Regions from separate parts of the Mus musculus genome. Here region 1 is linked to region 2. Evidence: chromatin loops called from intact Hi-C (ENCODE). Cell type or tissue: left cerebral cortex. All regions are shown on one strand. Links, peaks and the distances in the headings refer to the core of each region. The heading gives the core; the rest is flanking DNA. Region 1 overlaps Als2 (alsin Rho guanine nucleotide exchange factor). Region 2 overlaps Tmem237 (transmembrane protein 237).

Region 1 (2,912 bases), core at 105-2,604, 71 kb before region 2:
AACTGTCACTTGCTACTGTTAGGAGTGTAGCATAACTATCTGATGTGCAACCCCTGCTCCACAGGTTGACGACCACTTCTCTAGAACTCACGTCAAGGCATGGAGAAAAGCAAACCTAGGGAGTAGTCAGAAATTTAGTCCATTATCATTTGAAGAACTAACTTTCAGCAGCAAGTCTGCATTTTAGAGAAGATTTCTGAAATTTATATCTCTGTAGTTCAGTTGGGGTTATATTCTGGTTTGAGTTTCTGATTAGAGTTGATGCAAGTTGACTTCGGGTAGAGAATTCCTTAGTCAGATGAGCCCCTGCTTGGGGGATTTTGGAACTGTCACTCAGTCACTCCGTTCCCATTCTGTAGGAAGCACCACACATTCAGTCCGTTCTGCTTTTCACATGCTCACTTTTAGTTTGGGAACATTGTATGTCATTACTTTTATGTATTTTCACAGAACATTTTCACATTATACAGTACAATTTGTCATAACTGAAAGAGAAGTTCTTTAAGCTGGACAGTGGTGTTGTACACCTTTAATCCCAGCACTCAGGAGGCAGGGGCAGGTGAATTTCTGAGTTCAAGGCCAGCCTGGTCTACAAAGTGAGTTCCAGGACAGCCAGGGCTACACAGAGAAACCCTGTCTTGGGGGGGGGGGGGGAGAAAAGAAAAGAAAAGAACTTTAACGTAGATGCTACTCAGATCACAGTGCAGTGTGCATGAATGTGTTTCTCTCTGCGGATAACCAGAAACGTATTACTTTATTACTTTACTCTTCCCATACACATTTTGCTTTAAATCCCTGGGGTGGTAAACAGTTGTTTCTAGGAAGACAAAAAGAAAGTTTTAAGAACCGTCAATTACAAAACGCATTCAGTCCGTTCTGCTTTTTATGTGCTTTCTTTTAGTTTGGAAACATTGTATGTCATCATTTTCATGTATTCTCTTATTTTTTTACTTATTTTTTAAATTTACACTCTAGATTTTATTCTCCCCCCACCCCCGGTCCACCCTCCAACTGTTCCACATCTCATACCTCCTCCCCACCCACTTGTCTTGACTAGGATGTCCTCACTGCCCATCCCCCCACCCCACCAGACCTCTAAACCCCCTGGGGCCTCCAGTCTCTTGAGGGTTAGGTGCATCTTCTCTGACTAAACCCAGACCCAGCAGTCCTCTGCTGTATATGTTTTGGGGGCCTCATATCAGCTGGTGTGTGCTGCCTGGTTGGTGGTCCAGTGTTTGAGAGATCTCAGGGGTCCTGATCCTCCTATAGGGTTGCCCTTCTCCTCAGCTTCTTCCAGCCTTTCCCTAATTCAACCACAGGGGTCAGCAGCTTCTGCCCATAGGTCGGGTGCTAATATTTGCTTCTGACTCTTTCAACTGCCTTTGGGTCTTCCAGAGGACCTAGAATCTTATGGCTTGTTTTCGATTTTCACTTAGGTTCTTGTTTCCTGAGCTTCCTGAGGAGGGCAGCACAATTCCTCTTTCTGCTCCTCTGCCCACTGGAAGGAGATCCTTCTGTACTGGAAAATCGGATTCCAGATCCGAGTCACCAGAACCAGGGTGAGTTGAGCTGGGTGAGGTAGTGAGGATGTGGTGTGAATGCTGCACGGACTCCCGAAGAACCTCAAAGATGGCTGCTTTCCCCAGGCCCGGTTTCCTCATGTCCTCAGTGGCTGTCTAGCTTCCTCGTGGTACTAGCTGCTGTCAGGGAGGGAGTAGCCACATGTGGTCAGTCAGGAAGGCAGCTGAGCAAAGGCAATTTGTGCCGAGTTAGGTGACCCTGCAAGAGCAGCCTCAAGATGGAATCAAAGCGATTCTCAGTTTGCTTTCTGGTCATCCAAAAGAATTGGCAGTTGGTTCAAGACAGTCAACTCTACCTGTATCAAGCAGCACTCGCAAAACCATCCTGTGAACCTTGCAGTCCATAAGGAAGCGCCATCTCTGACTAGTGTTCTTGTGCCTCCTTCCCACTTCTGTTTGTAGTTATGTAGTAACAAGTTCTGGCTTACTGCTTCCGGTGCTGCTGCCACGGCTCTACCCACCTCTCTTCATGCTCTATGCCCTGGATAATGACCGAGAGGAAGACATTTACTGGGAATGTGTGCTTCGACTAAACAAGCAGCCAGATATTGCTCTCTTGGGCTTCCTTGGAGTACAGAAGTAGGTACTGTGGTTGTGAGCAGAACCAAAAGTTTGAATTGAAAATTCCTTCAGCACTGCCAAGAATTTATTGGCATCTACTTGTGTGTATGTGCGTGTGGTTTCTCAGCTTGCTCATCTGCCCTGTCAGCACAGATTAATGATCTTCATTTCTGAGAGGGTCCAAAGGTGGTTATGAAGTTCCTTTATATCTGAACATGGGTTTTTACATAATCATATAAAAACTAAATGGCTCGTCTTAGCTAATAAAGATGTGTAATTTATACTCCCATTCCTTAGAAAAAGTTAATTGCTTTAAATCTTTGGTGTTCCTTCCCTTTTATCCGTCCCACGTCATTTGCAATTGAAAGTGTTAGACTTAAACATTTTCATATTATCTCAGGCATGGGTTCTCCTTCCAGGGATGGTTATCATCCTTTCTCTAGAGTGGTGATAGAGCTGATTCCAGTCCACTTAAGAGCCATATATTCACGCTATCAAAAAAGTGTATACATTTTTGTTGGGAAGTTATTTTTTCAATGGAATAATTTAGTAATAAAAATGTGATAAATGTGTAAATGAAGGACCTACTCTGGACTGTAGTGTGCAGTTATTGGATGTAGATTGAGGTTATAGGATGACAAAACCCCCTGGGATATAGTAGCTGCTATTGCCAATATAAAAACCACAGCTCTCATCTTCAAGGGAATAAGAAATTGTTCATTCTAGAGCCATTATAAGTGACTATGGATCAGGAACACAGATTTAAGTTAT
Region 2 (2,912 bases), core at 241-2,740:
AGCTGAGAATGTTCTAAGTATGCTATGTTTCTCTCTTCTCCAGAGTTAATGTTCTTTTCTGATGTGGACGAGCACCCTGAGACAGGAACCAAAGCCTCTCCATAGCCGCTCCTTCCCTGCAGTGGCGCCTGCGCTCCCCACTCGTGTTTTTAAGTGTATTTTTATAAGATACATGTATTTACAATTGAGCTTTTGTTACATAATGCTGAAATGCTACTGGAGATTATGAAAAATGTTTCAATTTTATCTGGTCCTTATACCAAACTAACATCTTTATTATTATCACCTTAGTGATACAGGAGATAATGAGCTAAAAAAAAATAAAAATAAAATAAAAAAAAGCAGGTGATCTGTTTGTTTCCTGTTCTCTCAAATTTGCTAAATTTATAATTATTATCTAAAAAGCACCAATGTAGAAAAGCCTTAACTTCAGTGTTATAAAATATACATCAAGTTAAAATGTAAATTTAGAAAATGGGGAAGATGGGAAAATGTTTTCATTTTATATTTTTGATGTCTTATTGAACATACTGAAGTATATAATTTGTGTTTTCTGAATCTGCTAGCTTTGTGTATCATGTAATAATTATGTCGTCATTTGAATTGAAAGATGCTTTATAGCTAATAAAACAGAAATACATCTCTTTGACAAGCTTTATTAACTGAAGGTTTTTCCTTTTTAAAGTCTGCGCCAGTTATTTTCCTCTCTGGTCCTATAGGAACCTCATCAGAGTCTATAGGGAGCGTTAGGAGAATGTGTCACAGCTCCTATAAGCTAGGATGTGGGTGGCGGAAGCAGGGGATCAGGAGCTCAGTGCCACCCTCAGCAAGTTTGAGTCCAGCCTGAGTGACCTGAGAGCCCATTTCAGAAACCAAAAGCAGCACAACAAACTCAGACACAGCAAAAGAAAAGCCGGACCATGAGCCTGCTCAGACTTGACTTTGGACTCATCTCTGGAGAGTCTCTGTGCTGACTTTTACAGTTGATATGATCGATTTCAAACCTGGGGTTTTAGTCTAGGAGGCAAGGGCTCTACCACTGAGCCACCTCCTTAGTCCTTCTGTTTCTGCTAGTTTGCTGAGGAAGGGGGTTGGGCTGTAGTCCAGACTGACTTTAAACTCCTTCCCGATCTTCCTTCCCCAGCCTCTTGAATGCTGAGATTGAGGGGTTCTTCTCGGGAGTCACAGGAAACGTGAGTGGAAGGTCACCTTCATTTGCACACTCTCTGTCAGATAACTCTAGGTTTCTGGGAAATTCCACTCTTGGGCTGGGTTCTGCATGGAAAAAAGCTGTCTTAACACATTTCAAATGGTTCTTCAGCTGGTGTCTGTGAGCCCCAACAGCTTAAGTCAGTGTGAAGACCTGCTAGAAGAGAAGGTGACTCAAAGGCTGTTGGACACATCCCTGAAACTACTGGGCCTCCCAGATCAGCACACAACTGAATGATGTATAGAAGATGAGTGACAGTTTGGCAATTGAGGTGGCTGTTCTTGAGGATTTGGTCTATGCCAGCAGCATGCTAGAAATACCCTTTACGATCTGTCAAGCCAGCGTCGCCGAATGGGTATTCACTTGTGTTGTAGAATTGTAACTACATGCACTTCTGGCGTTCCTGCCAGTGTGAGTCCTCACTGATTAGCAGTGATCCCCATGTCGGCAGCAGCTGGGAGTGTACTTCATCGTCTGCTTCGCAGCAACTGCAGAGATGTTGAGCTGAGGCCTGTCATATCTGAATATGTCATCAAGGAGTGGGGAAAGGTGCTGTCAGGGTGGGGGTGTTGCTGGCTAAGTCATGGCCCCTCTCATTCCTGGAGTCCATGAGGACTTTTCACAGCAAAAGTGGCTTTGCAGATGTGAGTAGGGATACGAGCTTTGAAATGGGGAAAGTATCCTTCATTGCGCGTGGCTCAGCATAGCCAGGGGATGTTTTCTAAAGGACTAAACCCTTTTCAGTTCCACCAAAGAGCTGTTGGTCAGTTGTGATATTTCTGCTTAGAAAGGTGGAGGGGCCTTTAGTGACCTGAAAGGCTGTGAACAGACTCTTATACAACAGACATAGAATTCAGGAATTCTATCAAGGATGAACAAGGAAGCAGTCTTCCAGAAAGCAGTACTGTCTTGGTGGTACTTTGATTTGGACTCAGTTATATCTGTACCAGACTTGAAATACAGACGAGTAAGGTAGCAGCTTTGTATTAACTAAGTGTCTAGGTTTGCTCCTAACAGCATAGAGAATGCAGCCTTACATTGCAGCTGGAGAAAGCTGTCTATGTTAATAACGTAATAACTGACACTGGAAGAATGGCCTTTGAATTCAGGTCTGAGAGTATGACTTAGATTTCACATTCCTTGATGTACTCCAGCAAGGACACAATCCCCGAACCTGCAAATCCTTCACCTGCAACAACACAACAGTGCATGTCAAAAATTCTTTTGACCATGATGTTTAGGAAAGTTCATTGCAAAAGCCTCATTGATTAATTCAAGGCAAATTGCTAAGACTGTAGATGGCAATATCAGACCCGTCAAATTGGAATCTTTGAGGATGGAGCGTAGGTTTATGGGAGCAGGGAAAAGGGAGGACGAGGCTCCTAATCTACTTAGATCTGGAAATGGAAGGATCTTGGAAAGGTTTGTAGGTAAAGTCAGATGTGAGCATTGTAAAATGGATGATTTCCTTCTAGAGATGAGTACCAAAATAGCAGAAAGGCAAGTAAGCTTAGCACTGTAAAAAAAAAAAAATCATCATAGTCTTCATCATCATCATTGTCGTTGTCATCATCATCATCATCAGTGTGTATAAATGATGAGGAAGGGGTTTTGTGCTATACACTAAATGGGGAGGTCAAAGGACAACTTTGTGTAGTTGGCTCCCTCCTTCCTCATGTATATGGGTTCTGGGTAGCCGTGT

Evidence for each region. A loop is a pair of places that touch in the nucleus more often than their neighbours do. Peaks named below come from ENCODE experiments on the same cell type or tissue, not always from the same donor. Only the 100,000 strongest peaks of a DNase experiment are listed, where the experiment ranks them.
Region 1: a loop joins it to region 2, with 2.7 times the contacts of the local background. A loop is called at or near these places in 2 of 42 quality-filtered maps.

What each region holds. Positions count from the first base shown.
Region 1 is chr1:59,169,084-59,171,995 of GRCm38, reverse strand. Als2 (alsin Rho guanine nucleotide exchange factor) reads left to right here. Exons shown (of 34, transcript NM_028717.6): 28 at 1,437-1,559; 29 at 1,983-2,159. Among named protein-coding and RNA genes, the nearest start is that of Mpp4, 8.9 kb to the right of the region's middle. In left cerebral cortex, for the core only: a CTCF peak has its summit at 1,452 (motif pointing right); a DNase peak (open chromatin) is centred at 1,606.
Region 2 is chr1:59,098,330-59,101,241 of GRCm38, reverse strand. Tmem237 (transmembrane protein 237) reads left to right here. Exons shown (of 13, transcript NM_001037812.3): 13 at 44-658. The coding sequence ends at 105. Among named protein-coding and RNA genes, the nearest start is that of C2cd6, 4.9 kb to the right of the region's middle. In left cerebral cortex, for the core only: no CTCF peak of the experiment used is centred there; a DNase peak (open chromatin) is centred at 1,277; H3K27ac peaks cover 201 bases.